Regions from separate parts of the Homo sapiens genome. Here region 2 is linked to region 1. Evidence: read pairs that join two places in POLR2A ChIA-PET (ENCODE). Cell type or tissue: MCF 10A. All regions are shown on one strand. Each heading gives the region's core, and the rest is flanking DNA. Links, peaks and the distances in the headings are about the cores only. Region 1 overlaps NCAM1 (neural cell adhesion molecule 1). Region 2 has its middle 34 kb from the start of NCAM1.

Region 1 (15,391 bases), core at 6,390-11,389:
AATAGATCTGAAGGGAAATATAGAAGGCAATACAATAATAATAAGAGACCTCAATATCCCACTTTCAACAATGGCTAGATCGTCCAGACAGAAAATCATTATGGAAAAAGTGGAGTTGAGCTACACATGAGACCAACTCACACACATACATAGAACATTCCATTCAACGGCAGCAGAATACACAATCTTCTCGAGCACACATGGAACAATCTCCAGGACAGACCATATGTTAGGCCATGAACCAAATTTTGACAAATTTATGGAGACTGAAATCATATCAAGTATCTTTTCTAACCATGATGGCATGAAACCAGAAATCAAAAACAGGAGGAATTTTGAAAAATTCACAAAAATATGGAAATTAACCAACATGCTTTTGAACAACCAGTGGGTCAAAGGAGAATCAAAAGAGAAATCAAAAAATATCTTGAGAGAAACAAAAACGAAAACACAACTTACCAAATCTTATAGGATGCAGCAAAAGCAGTTCCATAAGGAAAACTTATAACAATAAATGCCTACATTGGAAAAGAATAATGGTTTGAAGTAAACAACCTAATGTTATACCTCAAAGAACTTAAAAATTAAGAAAAAAACTAAGCACAAAGTTAATTTAAAAAAGACATAACAAAGATCAGAGCAGAAATAAATAAAATGTAAGCTAGAAAAACATTTAAAAATCAACAAACTAGTTAGTTTTTTTCTGAAAGATAAAAATTGACAAAAGTTTTGCTAGGCTAACTAAAAAAAGAGAGAGAAGAATGAAATAAATAAAATCAGAAATAAAAGAGGAGACATAACTGATACCATGAAAGTACAAAGGATCATAAGAGACTACTGTGAAGATTATATGCCAACAAATTGGATGACCTAGAAGTAAATTCCTAGAAACATATAACCTATGAATAATAAATTATGAAGAAATAGAAAATGTGAGCAGACAGGTAACAAGTAAAGATATTAAATCAGTAATTAAAGATCTCCTATCAAAGAAAAGCCCAGGGCCTGATGGCTTCAATGGTGAATTCTACCAAACATTTAAATAAGCATTAATACCAATTCTTCTCAAACTCTTCCAAAAAGTTAAAGAGGAAGGAACACTTCCAAACTCATTTTACTAAGTCAGCATTACCCTGATATCAAAGCCAGACAAGGACACTACAAGAAAAGAAAATTACAGGCCAATATCCCTAAGTAATATAGATGCAAAAATCCTCAAAAAAATACTAGCAAACCTAATTCAACAGCACATTAAAAGGATAACTCACCATAATCAAGGGGATATATTCCTCGAAAACAAGCATGGTTCAACAGATGCAAATCAATAAATGTGATATACTATATTAAAAGAATGAAGGACAAAAACCATATGATCATCTCAATAAGTGCAGAAAAAGCATTTGACAAAATTCAACATTCTTTTGTGATTAAAAACTCTCAACAAATTAGGTATAGAAGGACTGTATCTCAACATAATAAAGGTCATATATGTTAGCCTACAACTAACACCATACTTAACCTTAAAAAGTTGAAAGATATTCCTCTAAGATCAGGAACAAGATATGGATGCCTATTCTTACCACTTCTGTTTAAAATAGTACTGAAAGTCCTAGCCAGAGCAATTAGACAAGAAAAAGTAAAATAAAATAAAAGACATCCAAATCTGAAAGGAAGAAGTTAAACTGTTACTATTTGCAGGTAACATAATCTTTTATATTAAAAAACACTAAAGATTCCACCAAAAGGCTGTTAGAATAAACAAATTCAGTGAAACTGCAGGATACAAAGTCAACATACAAAAATCAGTAATATTTCTATACACTAAAAACAAACTACCTGAAAAAGAAATCTAAAAACAATCTCATTAAAATAGCATCAAAAATTATAAAATACTTAGGACTAAACTTAACTAAAGAGGTAAAAATCTGTATACAGAAAACTACACAACATTGATGAAAGAAATTGAAGAAGGCACAAATAAATGGAAAGATGTCCCATGTTCATGGACTGAAAGAATTAATACTGTTAAAATGTCCATACTACCAAAAGGGAGCTACCGATTCAATGCAGCTACAGATTCAATGCAATCACTATCAAAACTACAATGACATTTTCTACAAAAATAAGAAAAAAATCTTAAAATTCATCTGGAAGACAAAAGACTCTGAATAGCCAATGTAATCCTAAGCAATAAGAACAAAGTTGAAGGCATCACCCTATCTGATTTCAAAATCTACTACAAAGTGATAATAATCAAAACAGTATGGTACTGGCAAAAAAAAAAAAAGATACATAGACCAATGGAATAGGACAGAGAATCCAGAAATAAACCCAAGGATATGTGGCATTACATGCATTATGTGGCATTATATGCCCTAATTTTCAACAAGGGCACCAAGAAATCATAATAGGGAAAAGACAGTCTCTTCAATAAATATCCACAGGCAAAAGAATGAAATTGGATACTTATCTTACACCATACACAAAAATCAACTCAAAATGAATTAAAGACCTGGAGCTATAAAACTCTTAGAAGGAAATACAGGGGAAAAGCTCCTTGACACTGGTCTTGGCAATGATTAAAAAAAAAATAGGATAGTGCAGGCAACAAAAGCAAAAATAAACAAGTGGGACTACATCAAACTAAAACGTTCCTGCACAGCAAAGGAAACAATCAAAAATAGAAAAGGAAGTCTATGGGTTGGGAGAAAATATCTGTAAACCATATATCAGAAAAGGGGTTAATATTCAAAATATATAAGGAACACACAAACTGAACAGCAAAAAAAAATGAATAAACCAATTTAAAAATGGGCAAAGGATCTGAACATTTTTCCTAAAAACACATAAAAATAACCAACAGATACTGTATACAAAAAGGTGCTCAACAGTGCTAATTATTAGAAAAATACAAATCAAAATCACAATGAGAAAGCATCTCACACCTGTTAGGATGGCTTTTGTCAAAAAGACAAGAGATAACAAGTGTGGGTAGCCATGTAGAGAAATGGGAACCCTTGTACACTGTTGGTGGGCATGTAAGACTGCTGCAGCCACAGTAGAAAACAGAATGGGGGTTCCTAGAGAAATTAAAAATAGAACTACTATATGACCCAGAAAAAATCCCTCTTCTGGATATGTACCCAAAGGAAATGAAATCACCACCTCATGAAGATATGTGCACTCCTATGTTCACTGAAGCATTATTCACAATAGCCAAGTTACAGAAAAAACTTTATCCATCGACAGATGAATTTTAAAACTCATATATATATATGAATATTATTCAGCCTTTAAAAAGAGGGACATCCTGCCATTAAGGCAATACAGATAAACCAAGAGGACATTATACTAAGTGAAATAAGCCAGACACACGAGGAAAATACTGCATGATCTCATTTATATGTGGATTCTAAAACAAACAAAACTAAATACATAGAAACAGAGTAGAATGGTGGTTACCAGGGCAGGAGTCAGGAGAGGAGCTAATGGGAAGATGTAGGTCAAAGGGTACAAAGTTGCAATTATGGAGGATGAATAAGTCTAGAGACCTAAAGCACCACATGATCACCAGGTAATAATGTTGTATTGTATGATGGAAATATGCTAAGACAGTAGACTTTAAGAACTCTATTCACAATAAATAAATACATACATACATACATAAAGGTGACCATGTGAGATGATGAATATGTTAATTTGCTTGACTATAGTAATCACTTTGTTATGTACATGTATATCAAAACATCATAGTTAACACCTTAAATATTAAAAAAGTAAATAAATAAGGAAATCCTGCAAAATGCAGAGCCAACACATTCCAAGTTGATGAGGAGCATGGTCATTTGACCAATTACTTGCACTGAGCTTGTATTTCTCCATTTGGCTATTATGATAAAGCAATATAAACTCCATTTTCAGTCTGGAAATCTTGCCAAAGACAGAATTGAGTTCTGATACAACCTGTCCTTACTGAGCCCACATTAGATGCCAGCCTTCTTCTCTGGGTTCCCATATAATCTGCTTAATTGTCAGTTCTTAAAACTTTTCTAGGATGGGCATTAAGTTCCCCCATCTTCCTGGGAGAAGAATTCACCCTCTTCCCACTTGAAAAAAAAAATCCAAATTTTTGTTCATTTTCATGATTTCTCAAAATCATTTTCTGTAGCTGTTTATGGATTTATTTACAATTCTCCTGGTATCCTGGAATATAATTTCATTAATGCCTAAAGATTTGAAATCCATGAGAGCTACACAATCTTTCATGTATCAGCTATGTTATTACCAAAAGCACTAGAAGATAAAAACCCCAACAAGAAATTGGTATGGACTGCAAACAAACTTCATTAAAACTGAGACAGAGTGAATTAAAAAGAGAATAAGAATTGAAAGCAGTACCACCATATAAAAAGGGCAGCTCTGTGGTTTTAATTCTTTTTGAAAATATACAAAACAGTAACTTGCTTAAATGACTTGGTACCACTTTTTAATAACTATTACATATGAAAACTGCCCATCTTCAGAGTATAAGTGCTTGGCTAAGTTCCGTTCCTGGTCCTCTCTGCTTCTCTCTCTAAATGGACTTATCCTTCGAGAACCATCTACTACTTAAATAACTACAGATTTATGTCTCTAACGTGATCTCTCCTAAAAACTGCAGACTTCTATTTCCAGCGGTATACCTGGCTTTTCTTCCTAGACAGTCCACTTTAATCTCAGGGTCACCTTTCCCAAGCCAAACTATTACCTTTTTTAAAAAATTAAAAGTCCCTATTTTCCCCTTCCTCAATTCTGTTGCTAGTGACATTTACTCTTACCATGCGCCTCACCTGAAATCTAAATAATCTCCATTCTTTCCTCTCTTGCATATCCAAATCAGTCACTAAGTTCATCAATCTTCCCTCTGTAGTATTTCTTGCATAATGCCTTCCTTTACATCTCACAATCAGAACTCCAATTCCACCTCCCATCACCTCACACAGCCTCTACAGTAGCTCCTCCTACCCCCTGACTACTGGTTTTCCAGACTGTAATCTCTCCCAGCTTCCAAAAGAAGAGCAACAAATCCAACTTCCCAAAACATGCTCCCATCAAGTCATTCCCAGAATCTGCTGCTTCCAATGACCTCCTTACTTCCCCATCTGATGAGCAAGGCCATCCCCAGTTCTTGTTTACTCACTGCCACCAAACCTTTGCATACATTGCCAGCTAGCACCCTTTTTACAAATGAATTCAGATATATCTATTCCTTTTTTAGATCTTACCTCTCAGTCAAAGGCATAAATACATGTAGAATGCAGGAATGAATAAAGGCTATCTACAAGGGGCTCAGAGTGAAACTGAGCCAACTCTGACAACTTGCACCTATGTGCAAGACCCTTTGCTAGGCACTATAGAGGATATGAAGATTTGCATTTTGGTTAATCCGGACAAAACCACCACATAAAACATCTTATAGGGAAGTGCATCCCAATTGCCAAAGGAAGTTACAAACTTCTTGCGGAGGAAAAGTCACATAATGGGCTTGATGCCACCTGTATCATAAAATAAGCTGTCTGTCTGAACAGGCACATCAAAACTTGATTGTTTACTTGAATAAATACTGAACTCATTCTAAAAAAAAGAGAGCCACCTAGTGAAAGACAACAACTAATTTTATTTGAATGCAAAAAACCTTTGAACTTTAACCTCCATCTCTATGTCTAAGATGTCTTATTTTTAAAGACAGATTCTTATCTGAGATGTTCACAAATTTTGTTTTAAAGAAGTTAAATGAGATGAACTTTCAAAGATTCTTCAAATTCCTTAATTTCCTATGGGTTAGCTCCCTCTGCATGCCTACTCTAAGTGATTGTGGGAATAGCTGCACCAAATACACCAAAGCATCCTAGTGGAAAATTTGCAAGTGATCTACAGCAGTTCCAGTTAGCTCAAGACCACTAGTAAAGATTTGTGCTTTTAGTGAAAGGGCAGTCCCATAAGATATTCAGTATTCTATGGGGTATCTATGGTATCCCATAGATACCAGTATTCTAGAAAAGCAATGTGGTGTTAGCCCAACACAATACATACCATCTAAGAATTATGTAACCATTTTCATATTAATCACTGCAGAATTATCTAATTAATATTTTATTTAAGACCACTGAGGAGGACGTTTCACATGACAAGAAATACATCTTAAATCCATCTTAGCCTTGCTTTAAAATGCAACCGTATCTATTGTGTACCGCTTTATGATGAATGGGACAAAACCCAAACACTTTTCTTCTGCAATTCATGAAGGAAAGATTACAAAATACTGGAAAACATCATTTCGGTTTTTTTTTCTATGCACAGAGAATGAATGATAAGCCTTAAGCTATCAAAATGGTGGAGATGAGGAGAAGAGATTGACAATCAATGCATACAACATAAGATACTACTGTAGTAATGTGGTAAAGCTATTAGATATGTGAAAGGGGTGATTCTCCTCTACATTCTCTTATGCTGAGTAACAGCTCCCCAGAATAAAAGGGAAAATTTTCCCCAGTCAAAATACATAAATGGAAGACATAAATATTTCCTCTCTCCTAGAAGACCGGCAGAAACAGATGCTTCCAGGTGCTAGGCATTTTCCATTTTGCCAGGGGTAATCTTAGCATGCTCACATTCAATAGTTCTTTGAGGAATATCCAAATAAAATTATTTTAGCTATTCTCATGAAGATATAATACCCACAATCTAAAAGTTAGTAAGAATTAAGGATAAATATTAACAAGTGCTAGGATTAAAATAAACCTTCATAGGGATAAAAGACTACATATTGGGTATAATGTACACTGCTCCAGTGACAGGTGCACCAAAATCTCAGAAATCACCACTAAAGAACTTATCCATGTAACAAAAAACCACCTGTACCCTCAAAACTATTGAAAAATAAATAAATAAACTTTCATGGTTACAAAAAAACAAACAAACAGCTAACACAATTAAGGAGCTCACATTACTAAAATGCTGAATCAAGGCTCAGCCATGTTGTAGTATGTATCAGTACTGCATTCCTTTTTATTTCCCAACAATATTTTATTGTATAAATATACCACATTTTTTGGTCCATTCATCAATTGATGGAAATTTAGGTTTTTTCCATTTTTTGACTGTTATTAATAATGTTCCATGAACATTAGTGTACATGTTTTTATACTGACATATGTTTTTACTTCTCTTGGAAGGGCAGAGCTGCTGGTTCACATGGTAACTCTGTTTAAGAACTGCCAGACTTGTTTTCCAAAGAGGCTGCACCATTTCCATTCCCATCAGCAGTGTTTGAGGGTTCCAATTTTTCCACAACATTATTAATACTTGCTGTTACCTGTCTTTTTGATTCTAGCCATCCTAGCGGGTGTGAAGTGGTATCTCACTGTGGCTTTGATTTACATTTCCCCTGATGGCTAATGATGTTGACATCTTTTGGCCATTTGTCCTTATGGCCCATTTGTGTATGTTAGCTCTGGATTTTTCATAGATGCCCTTTATCAGGTCAAGGAAGTACTTTCTATTCCTTATTTAATGAGTGTTTTCATCCTGAAGGGGTGTCGCATTTTGTCAAGTGTGTTTTCTGAATTTAAAGGTGATCAAGTGGTGCTTGATACCAGCTGTTTTTGTTTTGCATACTTATGAAGTCTACACAATTCTAAAAATGTGTTATGCATTTCAGATTTTTATAAAAAGGTTCAAATTTAAATGAAGTATACATTCTAAAAATTATGTCCGTTAAACAAAAATTATGGGAGCCCATTGTTTTAGACTGAGCTTCTGCACCCAACCCCAAGAGACCAGACCAAACCAAAATGGAGTCACTCAAGCTAAATGCCATATAATCAAACTGAAACGTTAAAGAAGCAGATAGATCCCAAAACAGATTGGGTTTTCCTGAAAACAGGAGATTCCAGTCGACCTGAGTCAGTGCAATAAAGAAGTCTCCTCTGCTTTAACTTGCAAAAGAGTCACCGGAAGTAACCTGATGTTAACCAGTTTCTTTTTTTCTATAGTTGTTTCCTTGTTCCCACTTTCCAAACCCACTGTTCTGCCATTGCTCAGTGGGAGCTCTCATTCTATTTTGTTGAATGGAGGCTGCCCCAATTTATGAATCACAAATAAAAGACAATTTGATTTATAACTAAATTTGTCATAATTTTGTCTTTTGACATGTCTATAATAAACATTTGGAGAAGTACATCAGTAATATTTTGGAAAAAAATTTATTATGAAACCTATATAAGGACTTTTGAATGGTAAAAATTACAGGTTTTTTTTGTTTGTTTTTTTTTCTTTTTTGTTCTACCAGTCTAATTTTTTATGGTCCTACTTTTTCAGACTACTTCTTGGCTACTTCTGTTCTTCAGAACAGCAACCCAAACACACACTCAAAGTCTATGGACCACTCTACATAAGCCCAAATTAAACACAATTTCCATGTAGTTGAATATTACAGAAAGCAATTCAAATAAAATCGAAATAAAATCAGAGGATCTGTGTTCAACAGACAAAATCCAACCAAACCCATACAATAGTAAAGAGGATAATAACAAGTAGTTTCACAGATAGTTAAATATATCTAAGCCAAATGGTTTTTAGGAAACCTGTATGAAACCTTTTAACTCAGTGAACTACTTTCTAGTATTTAACAAAATCATTTAAAACAATAAGCTTTGTCTCCATGATTATACACAATCATTTTGTCAAAATATGTGAACACAGACAATGGCGTATTTTCCCCCTTGTGAAATTCAAATCTACTTGGAAATGCCATAATCTGTGCAGAATTTTTCAAAAGATGCTAAAAATATGTAAAGTATATTAAACCAGTCCAAAGTAACAGACCTCCAAAATAATTAATGTACATTTTGAGGTTTTGGAAACTGTACTGGCTAATGTGGCTGTTGCCAGCTAGAACTAGGAGATCAGGAAAAGCTTTCATGAAGAGTGTTTTACCATAGAAGAGAAACATTATAAGTAGCTCATCTTACACAGTCTTATTAAAAGAAAGCCTCACTAATATTAAGAACATTTCTTCTCTTTATTCTCAATGTTTACATTCAACCACTGAGTCTTAAAATACAATGAAGAAAAAAACATGCCATTATTACTAAAATAATGTCAAAAATATCATTTAAAATCAATTTGGTGGACAAATATCTTCCAGGCATTAACCGAATCACGTATTTTCTAAAAACAATAACACTTAAATACAATTTGCTTAATTTTATGTTGTGTGTCCTCATCTCACCCCACTCCCAAAACCTAAACACCAATTTAGATTTTTTGGTTCATGTTTAACTCTCCTGAGATTTCCAATATGGCATATATTCTCAGAATTTCATTCTACCTCTTTTCGGATACATAACAAGGAGAAAATGCTTACAAAATTATAGAGATGTACAAGAACATAGACTATTGCATCATAGAAAGATGAGTCACTTTCCTCTTCACCCCAACGTTCAGGATCCTTACACACTGGGATTGCACCACATGCAATGCAGTGGCCAAAAGGGACTCTTCTTCCACAAAACACTGCACTAATTCTCCAGTATTCAGCTTTTCCACTTGAATGGAATAAAAACCCTTTTGAGAACAACAATTACAATCCCCCCATTTTTTTCTCAGGCACACTATTGGACTTCTTAGTGCATGCACAATGCAAATAAGGCAAGCTTCCTTTCACAGAGTGATTAATATGCAAAGACAGCCTGCTTTTTTAGTAGGATGTGAAGAACCACCAACAAGCCTTTCTAAGCCCAGAGGTTTCTACAATTATTTCCACTGTTTATTTTTAAACAGAAGATTACACAATAACACCAAGCGCTGTAGCTCTAATTTGCCAGTATTTTGTAAACAATGACAATTTAGATTTTTAAACCTTTTGTATCATATTTAAATCTGTGGTCAACTATTGATTCCAATGTATTAATTTTTTTCCAAATCTAGGAAACTCATTTATATGGGACAAGACTCAATCTATACTTTTCTATTAAGAAATTGCACTTCATTTTTAAATAGTGAATGATTTTCTGGCATAAACTTTTGGAAAATGTGGTGATTTTTAAAATTTTTTATAAATTCCAAATGAAGACTAAGAAATGACATTTCTTTCGTGGTGAAAACCAGAAAATCTGCTAGACAAATTATAAAAGAGCTATAATACTAGAAATTGCATTTTAATAGTAATCCATCTCACTTACACATATGCTTATAAAGATTGCGACTTTTCCAAATTGTTATTAAATCACTATAAGACTATTTTAATAGAAAATTTAACAAAATTTGTTCAATAAAACAATGCTACAAAGAAAATAATATCTTTGTAGAACAGACTAAACACATATGCACATTTAAGAAGCATCTCTAATCACATTATTTCCCAGGTGATTTTTTTTTTTTACCAAAGTTTCCAAGAAAAAGCAAACTTATCTGATACAGCTGTTAGGCCTTCCTTAATAAAGATTTCACTTGTCTCATCATTTTTGGTTTTGGACTGTCTTCACCCACAAAGTATCACGACACAATTCTAATCATAGAATTACCTGACGTTTGCACCTAATGCTTTAAGGAAAAAATCATTGAAAACTCAAACATTTTGCTCTGAATATAATTTTTTAAAATCAATGCATTAAACACCAAAATGCAACTCGATTTTTCTGTTCTTTTTAAAAAACAACTTCTACAGATATAGTTTTAAGATAAAATGTTAGATATGGATAAGACTTACCACATCAAATTGCATTTTAGCCAAAATATTTCAAAAATATATATAGATCAATACCTATCATGGTCTAAATCAAACCGATCTTCTCTCCAACAGTCCCAAATCCCAAGATACATGACTCGAAACAGACAATAATATCTACATACCTTCAGGTTTTATAGAATAGATATTAGCATCATTTCAAGAACATCAACAAGTCATTCCAGACATTTTTGTTTCCCTGTGAAGTTTCAGTGTCCAGCTAGTCCAAGGCACTTAAGCACCTGGATTCTCCAGACAGCCGCAGACATACAACCAATCCCACCAAATCAATCTGTAGGTTTAAATTGTTTTCCTCCTTTGTACTTCTAAATTCTAAAAGTTCTCCTCCTTTGTACATTTAATAATTTTCAATTACTAAAAATTTATAATTAAAAAATTGATTTATTTGTTCCAGTCTATAAATAAATAAAAAGATGAAAGTGAAGATTAAACTCACAGTGGAACTCATCATTTTAAATCTCTCATGTTGAGCAAGTTAAGAGTATATAATTGTATATATATTTTTATACTCACTTATCACAAACAAAAAGTTTAGTATTTAGAAATACATTCATAAATTGTTAAAATAACTGCACATATTTATAATTTATGTTTTCTTAAAATATGTCCAATTGTACTTTTATTATTGTGACTAAATAACTTTAACTGGGGTTTGTTTGTGAAAGCTATTCTCTTAATATTGCACAGGGCAGCAAAAATATAACTCAGTAATATATTGATTTACCTCCCAGTGACTTCAAAAGTATCTACTGTGAATATCACTAGAACACAAAATAGTGAATGATTTTTCTGGTTTCCTATTTAGATACAAAACTACCCTTAAATGCCTAAATCAATTATTGTGTGAAATGTTTATATTCTCAAAAATAATGCATATGTCTAACTTGGCTATAAAGGAATACAAATAATAAAAATATTCTTTTTATAAGAAGGAAGGCAGGCGAATGAACTGCCTTCATGACCAGTTATCTTAATTGAGTCTGACTGGTAATTTAAATTCTGATTCCAAAGCCAATTTAGTTCAAAATGACCTCAAATGGTAACCTAGGGCAGTTAACTGACTCACTTTCAATCCCTTATCTTCAAAGAAAATCACATAATGTCCCTTTTTTACTTCATTATGACAGATGGTTTTCTTTGATGAAAATTTTAAATTTTAAACGTGATGAGTAACTTTCACTTACACACACAAAAGGAAAAAAATGCTGAGAAAATAACAAATAACTCTTATTTATCATTTTCTGACATTTCAAGATTGTCTTTTGTGTCATTCCACAGGCATAAATATTACAAGTATAAACAAAAAACTTTTTGAACGTGGTCTAGAATTTTTCACAAAGCTGAATGGTATTCATCTTTCACCTCCAATTCCTAGACCAACTACATAGAATACGGGAGTTATTTCATAAATACTGGATTAAGTCAATGTTTCTAGTGGACATTTAACTACCCAACAAGTCTGAGACATGGCCACTTGCCAATGTGTTCATAAAATTGTTCTTGTTCTGATTTGCAAAATCACTGCCAAGTCCACGTCTTTCTATCAAAGAAATGTGGAATCTCAGGCCACCTTGGAATCTCTTGAGAATGCTTCAGTTCAGAAAAGTTTCCTCAAAACTCTTTAAATTGTCAATCCCTTGAAGTTGTCTGAACATTCCTCTGTTCGGGTTTTTGCCTTTGATGCACCCCTAGAGCATGTCCCTTTTCCTTTAAGAACTGCAAGCTTCTTTCAGTCTCAACGATCCTACCCTAAAACGTGCAAGATAAAAGACTTCAAAAAAGATTTTAAAAGCCCGCTTTGGACTTTAGCAATTAGAAACCCTGAAGGAGATAGGTCATCAGTGGGTTCTGAGTCTGCTCCAAAATTAAAGTCAATAGAGCCTCTGATACCACTAATTCAAACACACACACACATACATACACACACACACACACACACAAACTGTAAGCTACAGGAGGGTGGCAGCCATATGTCTCTTCTCCCATACTCCCCTCACCTCAGCAGAAGGCTCAATTTTTATAAATAGAGAGATTGAACCAGATGCACTTTGTCCTTGCATATACCAGACTTTGTTGAGGGCAGAAGCACCCTACTGAAAATAGGAGAATTAAATGAAGTCTAGACTACAGAAGAAAAAATTACCCCCAATCCATTTCTTATTCAGCTTAGAGAAAAATAGTAGTTGGACTTATACCGTGCCTGCTGCAAAATTTTGGATTCTCTTAAGTCAATCAGTCCAAAAGAAAATGTAAGTACTCATGAATATACATGGATGTCCCCCACCCAATAAACCAAGTTTCTGCACAGTCTTTCAGTGTGTGACATCCCACACTGAGCCCCACAGCTCTTCAGGGTCTCACTCTTTACTAATAGGCAGCCAGGGATCATTAGAATTTGAGGAGTTAAATGAAACAACATGAAACACAAAAGGAGATACAACAGCAAACATAATAAAGAGGAATTCAGACAAAAAGAGACAAGAAGCAAGAGAAATGTTATGAACTCCTCAGCGATATGAAAGATATTGCATCAAGAAAGAAAAAGATGCTATGCTAGCTCTTCAGAGGCCTCTTTCCGTTACTTCTTCATTCTTCATGTTTCAAAGAATCAGGGTTGCCAGGTAAGTGACTTCCAGATTAAGTGACTTCCAGATTAATGAAGTGTCACCAATATGATCTTTAGCAGCAACCATTATTTAAATACACTAAATTTTATGGCTCAACCATTATAGTGAATTGACAGATTTGATATTAACCCTATGCAAATGGAAAGGAGAATCTAGATAAACCACTTTTAATTTTTTAACTATTACTTTTGTCAAAATCAAGATCTACTAGGCTTTGCTTTCATAGGAGGTAAAACAGCTCCACAATGAAGCATGGCATTTCCAACTCAGTTGCAATTCACAGTGATCCTGAACTCTCAGAACATGAAAAATAAATGGAAAATGTGATTCTCATTAGAATCAATACTTAAATCCAACGCGAATTGTATATCCCTTCACTGTGAACTTTAGCAGAAAGAAAGGATATGGGAAAAAATTGCTGAGCTCACTATGTGCCAGACAGTTGTATAAACTACCTCATTTCATCCTCACAATAACCCTATTAGTTAGGTATTATCCCTGATTCACAGATAAATAAACTGACCGTTGGAGATTAAATAACTGGCTCAAGGTCATGAAAAGCAGGAGAGTCACAGTTCGAAATGTGGGTTTGATACCAAAGGTCCATGGGGCACCCTGTGCAGTATGCACTGCCTCCAACACCAAAAGGAGATACTAAATTCAGAAAGAAAGAAAGATAATTTATAATTATGTACCCAAACCAAAGAGCTTTCATTGGATTTCCATCTTCTTATGCCCTTGATAACAGGCCTTTAAGGCTGCTTAAAGTACACCTTTATGGAGTACTGTAAGTCCAATTCTCATATAGCAATTGCAGCTTAACTGGTGACTGGCAGCCTCTCATGTGAACAGAATGGACACTCAAATTGAAAATGACTAAACGAACATTAGAAAAGTAATCAATCACTCCTGTGCTGATCTGATAAAAACAGCACATCCAATTTGTGACATGCAGAACAAGCTTCAAAAGATTTTGCTATAGAAACATTTTTTAAAGGTCTAGAAATAAATGTATGAACACCACAGGCAATGAGGTAAGAAGACAAAACTGAATCTAAAAATAATCAACTCATATGATAAATGAAGTCACTGGGGAAAACCCTTAACTTTATTCATTTCCTCTGGCATAAAATTGTCCTGTTGTCCTTTGCAAAGGTTGCTCATCACCTCTCCCCTCCCTCTGGCTCTTTTCCGTGGTGATGCATAGTTCAATGCGCCCAGGAAGCTTCATGATGAGGCCGTCACCCAAACTAGCAGCCCTCCTTTCCTTCTTTCTTTGCCAAGTGTCCTGGACATCAGCTCTTCCTCAGTCTTTGACTCTAAATAAAGAACTTGAATTTCACCATTCAACTGAAATCCCTCTGACATCACTACTCTCCTCTGACACAAATCCCAAGTTTCTACTTAATTCTCACCTACTTTATACTTTTAACCACCCTTAGTACTGCTGCCCTTGTTTTTACTGCACTATTTGTTTTGCAAAGCAATATGTGCTCATTATCAAAAACTCAGACAACATAAATAGTGATTTACCGTCTTCCAGTCTTGATTACAGGGTGAGTGAAAGACGTTTTTTAACAAGATTGGGATTATACCTATATATATTATTTGTTTCCAACTTTCTTTCACTTCACTTTATTATACTTTTCTAACCTAGGCTTTTGTGCCACTAAGCTCTGGTTCTCTTCATTTGTTCACTATTACCTTCTGAATTATAGGCAAGATATCATTCTGTGTGCTACATAAACACTGCCACATAAATACTTGTGGGCGTGATAAAAACCCCGCAAAGTACTGACCATAACTCATGGTGTTTTTCTCTCCACTGAACATATAAAAATATAGATTACTACCATCTTTGAGTCTTCCTAGTCTCTTTAACTGGGATTCCTCCATTCACCTCCCAAACAGGGAACACACATACTTACCTCATCAACCCTTCCTCTCAGCGGAGATAAATTCTTCCTTCAAAGTC
Region 2 (15,391 bases), core at 6,900-11,899, 53 kb after region 1:
CAACAAAAATCAATAGATTTTCTGAATACTTTATTTTAAAAATCAAAGCAAGGAACAACTGCTTCAAAAGCCAAAGTTTTGATTTGCAAGAGTTGAAATTTTGAGAGAAAAAAAATATGTCCCCTATTCTTTTTAAGTTGCGCAGGACTTACATGCAGCAAGATGTACAAATTTTAAGTTCTGAAAAACATTTACACCTGAGTAACCCCCAACATGTTGAAGATAGAGAACATTTCTTCATTCTGTTAAGTACCCTTGTGTCATTATAGTCAAAGCTCATTTTAGACTCTACAACCAGAGGCAACCACTACTCTCATTTCATTCTACCATAATAGCCTGGTTTATCTGTTCTAGGACTTGATATATATGGAATTGTAATTTTGTGTCTGGCTAATTTCATTCAATATATTGTCTTTGAGCTTTGCCCATGTTGTTGCATGTATGAGTGGTTTGTTCTTTTTTATTGCTAAGCAGTATTCCACTGTATGGATACACCACAATTTACCCATTCTTCTGAGGATGGATACTTGAAATTTTCAGGTTTGAGTTATTGTGTCTGACGCTGCCATGAACATTCTTATACAAAGATTTTTGTGGACATATGTTTTCATTTCTCTTAGGATGATGTCATAGGATTGGTGTATGTTTAATTTTGTAAGAAAATGGCAAACTTTTCCAAAGTAGTTGTATCATTCCACAGTCTCACCAGCAGTATAAGTGAGTTCTTGTGCTCCATATCTTTGCTTGACTTAGTCATCAGTCTTTTAAATGTTAGCCGTTGTAATGGACAAGTGATATCTAACGACGACTTTAGTTTACATTTCCATGTTGAGTGGTGATGTTCAGTATCTTTTCATATGCTCTTTGGCCATTTATATAACTTCTTTTATGAAGTGCTATGCAAGTCTTCTGGGCTATTTTAAAAATTAGATTGTTTGTCTTTGCATTGTTGAGTTGTAGAAGTTTTAAATACATTCTGGAGATAAGTCCTTAGGTAGATATACGTATTGTGAATATCTTCTCCGCCTCTGTGATTCGTGTTTTCATTTTCTTAACTGTCTTTTGAGAAGAAGAGGCTTTTAATTTCAACAAAGTTCAGTTTAACAATTTACAAAAAGAGTTTTGAGAATCAAAAAGTTAAGTCCCAAAGAAACTAACAATACAGTTTATTCCACAAACAATACCTTTGAAAGAATTCATGATGATTTAAGAGCCAGTTTTCTTTACTACTCAAGATTAAAACCTCTTTCTGGCCTGGAGAAAAGGAGTTTGGGAATTGGGAGAGGAAAATCAAGGGAAAAAAATGGAATCCTGCCCCTTGCCTTGGGGCAAGTGACCAACGCCTTGGTCAGTGTATGCAGATCCCAGAGCAGAGAAGACTTATGCCTGGCTTCCCCAGGAAAAACCCAGAGACACTGAGAGGCTTATAGAAGAACCTCACGGAGGGGAGCAATGGTGGATAAGGGATACAGGGGTATGGGCTTGGGGGAAGCCTTGGGAAGTACTGTTACTCTTAGGGAAAATAGAGAAAGCAAACAAGTTCTCAGACCCACCACGGGTAGAAGAATGCTGAGAGAATATGGGCTGACTCAAAGTGGTCTGGATTTGGGACAAGGATGACTCTGAGCAGTTATGCCTGGAGTCCAAAGACCAGCGTGAAAGACTGGCCCTCAGGAGGGAAGCCCAGGACCTAAAGATAAGGGGAAAATAAGGTGAGATTCAACCCAGTGAAGGCCAGTGTGGACAACAGACTACTTCAAATGCAGCCCCATTTTTTCCCTAGAATGCCCAAAACTTAAATTACTCCCATGGAAAGGTGAAAAGGAAAAGAGAAAAACATGAGCTGGCTTTTTTGCCCCAAAGAGACTGTATTTTAATCCAGAAGATGAGTTTTACCTTGAATAGGCAAGATTGTTTTCTGCCACCAAAAGATATAAGGTTTGAAATCAATTGTTATAAAAGAATAAAGTTTCAGATTTGCACCCCTGTGTTTCATGATGGTGAAATTAAACCAGGCGTGATCCTAAACTTTTTAAAGTTGCAGCAATTTCTGTGTTGTTTGCCAGCTAATACTCGGCACAGAGTAGATGGTCAATCAATATTTCGAATGAATGAAAGAAAATGTCTCAACTCTGGTGAAGTTTGCTGACCCAAAATCCCCCTATTTTCTGGCTGTCTATGCTTCTGTCTTCCTCACATAGTGAAAGTGAAGACAAATTAGCCATGTTCGTGGAACATAGTAACTGCGGAACTAGACATTTTTACAATTTTCCATTTGCTTACCAATTTGTAAATAATTATTTCTTTAAATCTGCCTTTATACATGGGAGGTTATTTTCCCTACTAAATTCATCCCTGGGTACCATACCATATAAAAATGATTACTTCTGCATGATTCAATATTCCAGCTCTTTACGCATTTTATTATGGCCACTGCAGTGTCCTCTAGGAGCTTAAAGATTTTTAAAATGCACTTAAAGCAAAGAACAACGGTCATCTGGTTATGTATTTATTTGCTGGGTTTTTTTTGTTTGTTTGTTTTTCATAAGCTGTGCCCAACATTCCCAATTCCCAAGAACAACAACGAGTTGTTTCTTAGAAGCTTAAGAACAATGGCAGATAGGAAGAAAGCTTGTCTTAATTAGCAAGGGCTTGTCAAGGATGCTGAGGGCCTTCCAGAGGTACTTCAGGGAAGAGAGCTGTGTAGTGCTTAAGAGAACTGGCTTTGGAATCAGGCCTCATTCCACAGTCAGCTACCAGTACTTACCAGCTGTGGGAACTTGGGTGTGTTATGTAAGGTCTCCAAGCTTCGGCTGAGCCACGCCAGGGATGTTTAGACTATGAAATGAGATAATACGAACTCAATACAGAACCTGGCACATAGTAAGTTCACTTTAGCTCTTTAATCATCATTATCTTTGTTTTCATTCACTGACATTCTGGAAATGGAACAAAGCAGTGACTTCTACTTCTTTTCTTGAAGACAGCAATATCTGAGTGCAGCTGTGATGAGTTCGCCAAGGTAGGTCCTTGGGCCAGGTGTTAGGTTTTCAGGAATCTAAGTCCCAGACCCAGGCACCTCTTTAAAAACATATGAAAGAGATCAGAAGTGAAATCATTTCCAGGCAGCACCATTTTTTTTTTATGGCAACCTAATTGACACCTTAGGGTTTGGTAAAGAAGTTTAGGCTTCCCGTGGGGAATAAAACGATGAACAGGAACAGAAAAACTCGGGCTACACATGTGTGGTGAAGAACAAATGGGCCTTTCCTGCATCATCCAGTGAGGGGCTGTGGGTTTGCAAAATATTTTCAAAAGGAGACCCAAATCTGGGCCAGAACTTCTTGGCTGACTGATGAGCCACCCAATAAATCTTTAAGCAAACAGTTTTGAGAGCAGGAATTCAAGGAAGTTGATTTTGAACCCATTCAGAAAACATTCTTCATTTGATCCTCCTAAAACCTAAGTTATTTAAATATAATTCAATCAAAGTGAGGCAGCTGTCTCAGAAATCAGAAAAAGCCTCCTTGTTTCATGTCAGCTTAGTTGTTCTGCTGAAGAAATCAAGTGGAGGGTGTGGACACGGCATCCCAGACCCACATGGTGACTTTGCACAGGGCAGCTGCAGCAGCAGAGGTTCCCAGATGGCACTTTGGAGCTGAGACGAAGACTTTGAACTAACTAATAAAACAAAGCATTGGAAGCAGGGGGAGGGGACGGTGCTGACTTCTTTCCAGGATACAACACAGAGGGATATGACCCCAGTAGTGTCATGCCATTAAAACAAGGCTGTAGTACTCCTGATAATGGGACTTTCCATGCGCATTTTAACCATTATTTACCCACCATACCGCACTTTTTGTTTATTCATTCATTTGACGTATTTTTATCGAGTCCGTATTATGTGACAGCTGCTATGCTAGATTCTGACATTATGGTAGAGAATAAAACAAGCAAAGTCCCTGACATTAAGAAGCTTACATTGTAGAGGAAGAGACCATCAAAATACAAGCAAACAGGCAAATAGAGCAGATACAAAGTGCGACACATTTTATAAAGGCAGGAAGGAACTGAAATATAGAATAAGGGAAGATAGAATTATGTTTGAAGTCTAGGAAAAGATTCTCTGAGGCCCAGGGAAGGACTATAAAATGGTGTTGCCATTCTGGAAAGCAAACTTGCAGTATTTACCAAAATTGAATATATGTGTCCCTGGAATCCCACGGTATCACTCGTAGATACATGTGCCAGAGATGGTCTTGCTTAGATCTATAAGAATGTTTCTTAGGACAATGTTGTGATAGGAGGGAGGTAGAGGGGTCTTTCACAAGGGCGAATGATTGCTGTGGATTACCACAGAACATGAAGATGCAGTGCACAGGAGGTGCAGGAACATGGGTAGCAGCTCCAAAAATCATAACGTGAAGTGAAAACAGGCAGGGCACAGAATAAGACTCAACGAGCAATGCCTTTATGTGCACTGAAAGTACACACTAGAAACATCACAACGCACGTAACAAAGATGAGTCAGAGCCAGTCTCAATGCCCTCTGTGGGGATGGGGGCATGAGAACAAGGATTAGGGAAAAAGGGGAAAGCAACTTTTAATGAAAGGAACCAAGCAAGGGTCTTGAAAATCCAGTCCCGATGGTGTGATATGAACTTAAGAGTATGATGGACTCAGATCTGCCCCTGAGATGAAAACAAAACTGAAGAGGAAAGAGAAGCTGGCCAGGTCAAGAGCAATGGGAGAAATGCAGCCTCTGGAGGGCCTCACAGTAGGCCACAGCCCTGACTGAAGGACAGCCAGTGTGATTGTCCTTTCAACAGCAAGGCACAAGACATGAAGTTGGAGAGGCGGGTAGGAGCTTGACTATGCAAGGCCTTTGTAGGCCATGGCAAAGACGTTTAGATGTTATTCAAAGTGCGGTGAGAGCCGGGTGTGGTGGCTCATGACTGTAATCCCAACACTTTGGGAGGCTGAGGCAGGTGGATCATCTGCAGTCAGAAGTTCGAGACCAGCGTGGCAAACATGGCGAAACCCCATCTCTACTAAAAATACAAAAAGTTAGTTGGTGTTATGGTGGGCGCCTGTAATCCCAGCTACTTGGGAGGCTGAGACAGGAGAATTGCTTGAACCTGGGAGGCAGAGGTTGCAGTGAGCTGAGATGGTGCCACTGCACTCCAGCCTGGGCAACAGAGCAAGACTCTGTCTCAAAAAAAAAAAAAAAAAAAATGCAATGGGAGGCTGCTAAAATATTTTAAGCAAAGGGGTGACATGACTTACTTGACATTTTTAATAGATCATCTCGTTTGTGATACAAACCATAAACAGGAGGGTGCAGGAATAAAACCAGAGACACTATTGATGAGGTGTTGGTGGTAACTTGGGCCAAGGTAGCCACATGCATGGAGGTGAGCATTTGGACATATCTATAGGCACACACCCCCGTGCTTCTGTGCAGGGAGCCAAAGGTCCATGGGATGTGACCAACTCAACATTCCACTGGAGGCTATATGATCAAACAACAAACTGTTTATCATGAATGCAGGATGTGAGCAAACTCACAACTGCTCCTGCTGACAGAAGGTTTGGTGGAGGCAATCACCCCCTGGCACTGAAGTTATCTACTGAGACATCTAGAGAAGGCAGTCCTGCAAGCCTACTCTGGACTGAGCAGCTGACCCCTTCTTCTGCCCCCTTCTCACCATCTCTTTTCCCTAATAAATATGAAGGGCTGTGTAAAGCTCAGGGCTCTTGTCCACTAGAGGCAAGGTGCCCCTGACCCCTTCTTCCAAATATACTCTTTTGTCTCTTGTCTTTTATTCCCGCGTTCACCCAGTTTGTTCAGTCCAGTAGGTCTGTGTGAGTTACATACTGGCATCTGAACAGGGACAGTCCAAATACGGGACTTCAAGGACATGAACAAAGAAGGTCTGCTGGAGCAGAAGAACTGAAATTGACAAGGTGAACTGTAACCCCAGGACGAGTCTGCCAGCAGTGGATATAAGGTGAATGCCCTGAAGAGGTACTGATCAGTGCCCTAAAGAGGTCCTGGGAGCAGTGCTTTAAGGAGGTACTGGGAACAGGAAGCTTTCTGAGTCAGGGTAACAAGGGGAAGAATTTGTCTATTGAAGACAAACATTATGTGCAGTTGCTTAAAGTTCTGTTGAGACAGTCTGGAGCTCAGGTTAATTCGCAGACACTAACTAACCTCCTGCAGAAGCCACAGAAAGTTATTACACATAACCCATGTTTTCTGCAGGCAGGCACTCTTGATGTGGAAAATTGGGATAGAGCAGGAGAAGTATTAAAACAGGCTCATCAAAAGGTTTTAAAGTTGATTCTTCAGTTTTTTCCACTTAGAGTTTAGTTTGTACTGTACTTCTGCCATTATCTCCTTATTATTCTGTGGGACAGCAGGCTGAATCTAAAAATCTGAAAGAATCTGTTGTCCCACCCACAGCTCCAACTGAAAATAAAAAACAGGAGAGGGAGGATAAAAATTGGTCTATACCGCCTCCTCCAGTTGCAGAAACATCTGTACCACCTCCTTCAGTAGCAGAAATTGAGACCCCAATACAAAGAATTTTATACTCTGCTGCCATAGCTGGAGAGCCCTTAGGACCTTGCACTTTTCCTATTTCCCTAAGGCCTGATCCAAATAATCCACAGCAGCTTGTTCAAGAACACACTCCACTAGAGTTCAAGTTGTTGAAGGAATTAAAAGCGAGTGTGGTAAATAATGGCATACAGAGCCCATTCACATTAGGATTGCTAGAATCTGTATTTGGTGCTATGCGGCTTTTACCCTTTGATGTGAAACACTTGGAGTGAACTTGCTTGTCCACTAGTGCATATCTGACATGGAATTAAATTGGCAAGAAATGTGTGCAGACCAGGCTAAACAGAATCATGTTGCTGGACATGCAGACATTACAGAGTATATGCTGATAGGTAATGGCCCTTATTCAGACCTGGGACATCAAATGGCACTCCCAGACACTGCTTATCAGCAGTGTGCACAGGCTGCTAAATGCACCTGGGCCACAATTGCTGAAGAGGAATTCCCAGTACAATCCTTTTTACATATCATGCAAGGGTTGCAGGAAGCCTATACACAATTTCTTGCAAGATTACAAGAGGCAGTGAAGCATCAGATTCCTCATACCGCGGCTGCAGAAATGCTGACCTTAACTCTAGCTTTTGAGAATGCAAACATGGATTGTTAATGTGCACTGGCTCCAGTGAGGTGTACAAAGAATTTGGGAAATTTTCTCAGAGCTTGTCAGGATGTAGGACCTGACATCATCACTCTTCAATGTTAGCTGAAGCAATGGCTAATTTAGCTGTTGACAAATCTAAAAGGAGCCAAGGGTCAAACCCTACAATGGGAAAACGTTATACTTGTGGAAAAACTGAACATTTTAAAAAGGAATGCCTCCAGATCTCAGGACAGAAAGGACCTTACAAGGCAGAGGCCCACCCAGTGGAAAAAACACCAGGACTTTGTCCTTGCTATAACAAGGAAAATCACTGGGCTAATCAGTGCTGCTCAAAATTTCATCAGAATGGCACCTCCCCACCCCACACTGGGAAACGAGATGCGGGCCTGGACCCAGGCCCCAGAAACAGTGAGGGCATTCCCAGTCCAGATCTCAATCCCATTTCAGGCATGGTTTCCTGGAGGCACATTGATTCCCTCACCCCAGGAACACCAGGAAGTGCAGGATTAGATCTCCCAGCCAGAGAAAGGGTTATATTAGTTGGGGGAGACAAACCCACCAAGATTCCCACTGGCATTTGGAGACCTTTACCAGCAGGATATATGGGACTAATTTTAGGCAAAAGCCGTCTTAACCTGCAAGGCATCACTGTAGTTCCAAGAGTGATTGACTCCGATTATGAAGGAGAAATTGAAGTAGTTTTAATGTCACAAGATCTTTGGGTTTTTGAACTGGGAGAATATATTGCTCAATTACTGCTTATTCCCTGCAAATTACACCCTTCTCCACGAAAGGAGAAATGAGGAAATAAAGGATTTGGGAAATCTATCTATCCCAACCCATAGCCTCTAAGAGACCCACCTGTGTAGTACAAATTAAAGGAAAGAAATTTTATGGGCTTATGGATACGGGAGCTGATGCATCAGTAATATCTAAAGACAATTGGCCCCCATCCTGGCCCTTGCAATTAACTTCTACATCCTTAGTGGGAGTAGGAACATCTCAAAGTGTTCAACAGAGTGCTGAGATTTTACCTTGTCTTGGTCCAGATGGACAATCATGTACTTTTCAGCCTTATGTTGCAAATATAGCTATCAATTTATGGGGTTGAGACTTACTTACAGCATGGGATATGAGACTTACAAATGAAAACTTTGATAACCCAGGATTTAAAGTATTGAAGAACATGGGATATCAGAGTGAAAAAGGTTTAGGGAAAATTCGGATAAGGAGACACTAACCTGATATCAATAACTGGAAAGACAGGTTAAACCCTGCAAGGAGATTCTTCTTTAAATTCCCCGCAGCAATTAACCAAAGAGGCAGGGGCAGAGTTGCAACTTGTAAAACAGAAGCTGAGTTCAACAATGGCAGGCCTCCTGGCTACAGCCTAAAAAACCTTTGCTTTCACTATCCCTCAGACAAATTTTTTTTTTTTTTTGAGACGGAGGCTCCTCTGTTGCCCAGGCTGGAGTGCAGTGGCGTGATCTTGGCTCACTGTAAGCTCCACCTCCTGGGTTCAGGCCATTCAGGCCATTCTCCTGCCTCAGCCTCCCGAGTAGCTGGGACTACAGGCACCTGCAACCACGCCCGCCTAATTTTTTGTATTTTTAGTAGAGACGGGGTTTCACCATGTTAGCCAGGACAATCTCGATCTCCTGACCTCGTGATCTGCCCGCCTCGGCCTCCCAAAGTGCTGGGATTACAGGCGTGAGCCACCGCACCTGGCCCAGACAAAATTTTACAGTTTTCTTATACTAGTCATTCTTTTAAAAGTTTCTTACAGCTTTGATCTATAACCCATAAAACAGGAATTCCTTATAATCCTAGAGGACAAGGCATTATAGAGTGGGCACATCAAACATTACAACACATGCTGAAAAGACAAAAAGGGTATAGGAGGCCAACTACCACCTCAGTCAAAACTACACTTAGCCTTATTTACTTTAAATTTTTTGACTCCTGGTACAGATGGTAAGACTCCAGCAGAAAGAAATTGGCAAGTGTTAGAGGAAAAGGGGAAAGTTTATCTGAAAGTGTTATGGAAATCCCTGGAAGAAAGACAATGGAAAGGTCCAGTGGATTTACTGACATGGGGACAAGAGTATGTTTGTGTTTTTATAGGAGATGGACAAGCCGTGTGGGTGCCCTCAAGGTGCATGCGACCATGAAATGGGGGACTGGAGGAACCCAGGGTGGCCAACCATGGGCCTGGTCTCTCTGGTACGAGCCATGAGTCACCTGAGCCTGAGTGCTAAGACAGAGAGAAGGCCGACTGGAGTCGCGACACAGTTCTAATGTTACATTTGTAAAGAATATCACCACTCAATTTACTGTTTGTGTTTTTAATCCTTATGTCTTTTGGGCAGCTAAGAAGCACCAGCTTCAGGTAAACAATACCCATTTGACCTGTAAAGCTTGCCAGTTATATCACTGCATTAATCATAGCACATTGCAAACACATAATATCTCTACTTTGATTATTTTAGGACTCATCCCTGGGCTATGGATTCCTGTTAACCTGTCCAAGCCTTGGGCTGCCACACCTGCTTTGCACTGTGTGAAACTTCTTCTAACTCAGCTTACTCATCGTGTCCGTAAAGCTTTAGGCATGATAATTTTTGCTATTGTGTCCTTGGCCACACTAATAACTTCTGTTGTGAAATCTTCTGTAGCTTTGCATAGTTCTGTTTAAACAGCTCAGTACGAAGAGAACTGGACACATACAGCTAACCAAGCATGGCTACTTCAGAATAAAATTAACACTGAGTTACAAACTGAAGTGGCAACGTTATGATCCATGATTCTATGGTTAAAGGAACAAGTACAAAGCTTGCACTTGCAGCAGCAATTGCGTTGTCATTTTAATCACACCCATATTTGTGTAGCCAACTTAGAATATAACCAAAGTGAGTATCCATGGGACCTCGTGAAAGCCCATTTGCGGGGAGCTTTCACATCCAACATCACCTTTGATATTGGTGAATTATAAAACAAAACAAAATTCTTGATTTAAATAGGCAAACTCCAGAGTTTCAGCCTTCTTTAGAAGACCGGACCAAATTCCAGCAAGGCCTGGGGAGCCTCAACCCTTGGACCTATCTAAGGCACCACATTAACAGCTTATATGTAGTTCTTGGAATAATGTTGTTTTGTCTCTGTCTTCTGTTTATAGTCTGTAAAATCGGATGGACTGCCAATCGGAGAAAGAGCTGCCCAGCCTGGCCTTACATTCTTTCAATTAATTCATAAACAGAAAGGGGGATATGCAGGGAGCCGAGGGCCCATGGAACATGACCAACTCAGCATTCCACTGGAGGCTATATGATCAAACAGCAGACTGTTTATTATGAATGCAGGATGTGAGCAAACTCATGATTGCTCCTGCCGACAGAAGGTTTGGTGGAGGCAATTACTCTCTGGCTTTGCAGAGGTTATCTACTGCGACATGTAGAGAAGGCGGTCCTGCAAGCCTACTCTGGACCGAGCAGCTGACCCCTTCTTCCACCCTCTTCTCACTATCTCTTTTGCCTAATAAATATGGAGGGCTGTGTAAATCTCAGGGCCCTTGTCCACTAGAGGCAAGGTGCCCCCTGACCCCTTCTTCCAAATATACTCTTTTATCTCTTGTCTTTTATTCCCGCGTTCACCTGCTTTGGGTTCAGTCCAGTGGGTCCACGCGGGTTACACTTCTGCACTAGGGAGATAGGAGGAGACAGGTTTTTACATGTCCTCCAGTTCTTACTTTTACACAGTTATTTGAACCCAGCATTCTTCTCTGATCGGCTTCCCTTGGGGGAACATGAATGCCAGGATGCTGAGGGCTTTGCCCCAGCCTCAGCCCCTGTCCCAGGTACCCTGTGGCTCAATGGGTTTCCAGGGGGTTACCTTCTAGTCCCTGACTTTTCTCAGCCATGAAGGCTTCACACAGGTCTCCCTGAGTCTCCATGGTCAGAATGCCTAAGTGCGGGACTCTGGAGCCTTGTGGCCTGGGTTTGAATTACAGCTCTACCATTACTTACTGTGTGACTTTGGACAAATTCCTTGATGTCTCCTTGCCTCAGTTTCCTAACCTATAAAATATAGATAATGATAGTACCTAGTTCATAATTACAGCAGTTCCCTCTTACCTGTGATTTTGCTTGGGACAGTTTCAGTTTTCTGAGGTCAGAAAGTATGAAATGGAAAATTCCAGAAAGAAACGATTCAGAGGTTTGAAATTGCCCGCCATTTTGAGTAGTGTGATGAAATCTCATGCCACCCTCCTCTGTCTCACCCAGGACATGAATCCTCCTTTGCCCCAGCGTATCCACACTGTCTACACTTCCTGCCTGTTTGTCTCTTAGTAGCTGTTTCTGTTGTCTGATCATCACGGTATCACAGTACTTGTGTCCAAATCACCCGTATTTTACTGAATAATGTCCCCAAAATGCAAGAGTAGTGATGCTAGCATATTGTCAGAATTGTTCTATTTTATTACTAGTTATTGTTAATCTCTTACTGTGCCTAATTTAGAAATTAACCTTAGGTATAAGTATGTATGTATGTATGAAAAAAAAACAGAACATATAGGGTTTCATACTATCCATGGTTTCAGGCATCCACTGAGGGGCTTGGACTGTCTCCTGTGGATGAATGAGGCCACTGTAATTTATATATATAAGTGCTTAGAACAGTACCTGGCACCGATTCCATATACTATTAGAGTTTGCTATGATTGTTATTATAACAATTATTATGAGTGGGAGGAGCCAGTTGTTTTCCCACTAATATGTCCAGTGATTACAGCTCTTCCAGCAGAATCCTTTCAGATAAACATCACCCAGTTGTCCCCTCCTCCCGCAAGTCCTGTTGCCGCCTCCTCCCGCACTCCACGACACATTGAACAACCAAGTTGCTAAAACAAGAGGTAATGTTTTTGATAAACTTCAAATTACCTGCGTAGCCCAATGATTCCCAGGGAAATAGAAAGTCCTCATTATAAGCACGGTTGAGAATTCTGAAACTTCTCTAAAGTTGTAAAAAATGTGTCATCTGCCATTTCTTTGGTGGGTGTATTTTTACACGTCTCACAAGAGAGGTAAACAAACAAACAACAACAAAAAACAGGCTTAATGCTAACATGGAGTTGCCACTTCAGCAATGCAGCTTCATGTTACACTGATACATTACACATGCCTTACATGGTGTGACCAGTGTTTTGGGCACAAAGCACGCTGCTTCACATTTTTCAGATACGGGCAGTCATTCATTACCTTTCTTTATCCCTCTCCCATCATTTTCCATCCAAACCCCTGCTCTTAGTATGCCTCCTAGGGTTTTAAAGAGGCAATCCCATTAAAGCTTTCACAGCAGATTTGAATGACCAGTTGAATTAACCTTGGCCTCTCTCTTATTTGCATTTTAAAAGGAGAGTTTTTAATCTGAAGAGGCTTCTAATTTGTTGATTGGAGAGTGAGGAAATGCACTTTTCAAATGGCCTGTGGAATAGAGCTAGGCTGGACCTCAGGTGCCCTCCCACATTTTCACCAGTCCCTCTCCTCTCCCTCCAGCCCCCAGCACCACGGTGGCCTAGGTGGGTCTGTATGGGACACTTCCTGTGACCAGCCTCACATCCTCTCACCCCTCCGCTTTTTCTAGTGAGTACTGTAGCAACCTGCTTCCCACTGGTGCAACCTGAAAGCCCCTGACCTTAGTTGCATTCATACCTCTCACTTTTCTGCCCAGGGCTTCTCTGATACCTATAGAATCCATTTGGCATTCATGCTGTGTAGCCTGGAAGTGAGGGTGCTTTAATGCCCCAGGGAGACTGGAGCCCATGAGTAAATCTCTCCTCTTCTTTCACATGGGCAATTCTGAGGCACATTCTACCTGGTTCTCCAGTGTCCTTGTGGGATCGTGCCCCTGTGGCATGGCCCACAGGTTGACCAACTCCAGAACTCATGTATGAATCAGGTTTTCCTCCTCTGGGGCCCTCTCTCCCCAGTTCCCCACTCCTGTTCCCTGAGATCACTTATCAAAATAGACTCCCTGCTTTCTGGAGGGAACCAGGTTAAAACAGTGCCAAAGACCAGTAAACCTCCACCTGGCCATTCACCTTTATGCTGTTCAAGGGAGGATTAACATGTTTACAGACTACAATTTATAAAACAGAAATTTGGCAGAGTATTTGTGAACAATTAAGATAAACTCAATTGTTTGAAATTTAATGCAACTAATATTTGTTGGAGTTTAGCTAAAGCCAGGTGCAGAGCTAGGCTTTGGGCAGACAATAGCAAACGATCCCTCCCTGAGATTGTAACCTAATGTGTGTGGCTCCATCCCTCTGCCAATAGTTCCCCCGAGAGAGAACACAGGGTCCACCCTGCACATGAAAGGTAGGCACATTTCAGGGTGGGAGCTGCGCTAGGTGCAGGTCAGACTGCCTGAATTCACTCCCTGCTCTGTTACTTCTAGCTGGGTAAACTACCAAATCTAACCAAGACTCAGTTTCTTCCTCTTTGAAATGTGGAAATCTTCCTAGAGTCATTATGAAGACTAAATGAAAAAAAAAATGTATGTAATGGTCTTATTACGCCACCTGACATGTAGCAGGTATGCAGCCAATTCTAGCTCTGCAGTAAGTTATTGATTTCTTTGTGATGGGTTAGAGCAGTGAGGCTGTTGGTTTTAAATGAGAGGAGATGAAGAGGAATAAGCATGAAGGGGCTGCTATGCCTCTGCCCAACCTGGGTCTAGCTTGAATATTAGGGACATAAAAAGGAGAATTCTGCTAAGAAAGAAGTAATAACAACTAATTATTTTAACAGATGTTAAACTTTTGGTCACTTTTTTTTTTTTACTAAGCAATTTATACCATGTCTGTGTTTTTAAAGTATTACATTATGTTTACACATTTAGACTACTTCTGTAGGATGACAAATGTGTTCTTAAATGCTGGATATAATTTTAACTAAAAAATTGACATCCCTATACATTTTGTACCACGCTTTGGTTAGTTTTGTTTTAACCAATGCCTCCTTCTCTCTAATTATCCTAGTCAGTCAAAAGTTCCTTGTACCTTTCATTTACAATGCACAGCTGATTCTGGGGTGTCTCTGGAAAATTGCCTAACAGCCATTTAGTCAGAGATCATGAAGGAAAAACAAAGAGCTCCTAAGTTGGAGGATAAGGAGAAATGGATGAGTAGTGGGAGAAAGGAGATTGTGAAGGGATTCAAGCAAGAGGCTGATAAAGGCTAGTATATTCTTTCACTGAGAAAGGAGATGCCTACGTGTGGGCTGGAGAGGGCCAGCAAGACAGGGGACACGATATTTTTTTAATAATCTTGAAGCCATCTTGAACGTGCCCATCCCCTCCTTCCGCTGCCTGTATATCTGCACCTGTTGTTAAGGGCTTGGATGTCTCCCTCTCATGCCAAGCCTGCTGGTCTTCTCTGAAAGAAGGTTTTGCATTGTACCAGCAAAACTGAGGGCAGATAATTTTCCTTTGCTTTCATCTCTCACATTTCTGTACCCCTATCAATCACCTGTTTTTCCCAGGTAACTGTGAAGATACTTTTGGCCAAAGAGGGCATTCCCAACACTCTGCCAGAGGAACAGATGAAGGGTGAGTGAGAGGAATGGGTGGATAGGTGGGCTGGCTTAAAGGATGTCTTGCTATGTGCTTCTGGATTAGAGGGTACTGGCAGGCTTATAGAGATGTCTTTCTTCCCCAAGTCTCTCATTGGCTTTTTAGAGATGTTAGTATATCCTGAAATGAGTCAGTCAGTGCAACCAGATGATTTTCCTTCAGATGAATGGTTTGTTATACCTTCGCAGGTGTAAAAAGATTTATTAACTCATAATTTTATCAAGTAGTAATGTGCCAGTAAATATTTTAATAAGGTCACTAGTTCCACTACAATATGTTGTGTTTAATAGCCTTTAAAAGTGAAATGAAATGATCAGCTCTTAGTTACTCTCCTCCAACTTCCGTTAGGCTCAATGAAATTATCAGCTCTTAGTTACTGTCCTCCAACTTTCTTTAGGCTCAATGAAATTATCAGCTCTTACTTACTGTCCTCCAACTTTCTTTAGTCTCAATGAGGGACTTTCTATAAGTCAATGCCTTTCTTGCCCCCCATCTCCAACATGATTCCCCACTCCCACAACACTCTGCTGCAT

The links. ChIA-PET counts read pairs that join two places held together with the same protein. Peaks named below come from ENCODE experiments on the same cell type or tissue, not always from the same donor. Only the 100,000 strongest peaks of a DNase experiment are listed, where the experiment ranks them.
Region 2: POLR2A ChIA-PET joins it to region 1 with 7 read pairs; 1 of 35 experiments calls an interaction of 5 or more read pairs at or near these places.

The regions. Positions count from the first base shown.
Region 1 is chr11:112,972,150-112,987,540 of GRCh38, reverse strand. All of the region lies in intron 1 of NCAM1 (neural cell adhesion molecule 1), which reads right to left. It also overlaps the pseudogene RNU7-187P. Among named protein-coding and RNA genes, the nearest start is that of NCAM1-AS2, 16 kb to the right of the region's middle. In MCF 10A, for the core only: no CTCF peak of the experiment used is centred there; a DNase peak (open chromatin) is centred at 9,500.
Region 2 is chr11:112,920,152-112,935,542 of GRCh38, reverse strand. No RefSeq gene overlaps it. Among named protein-coding and RNA genes, the nearest start is that of NCAM1, 34 kb to the left of the region's middle. In MCF 10A, for the core only: no CTCF peak of the experiment used is centred there; a DNase peak (open chromatin) is centred at 9,792.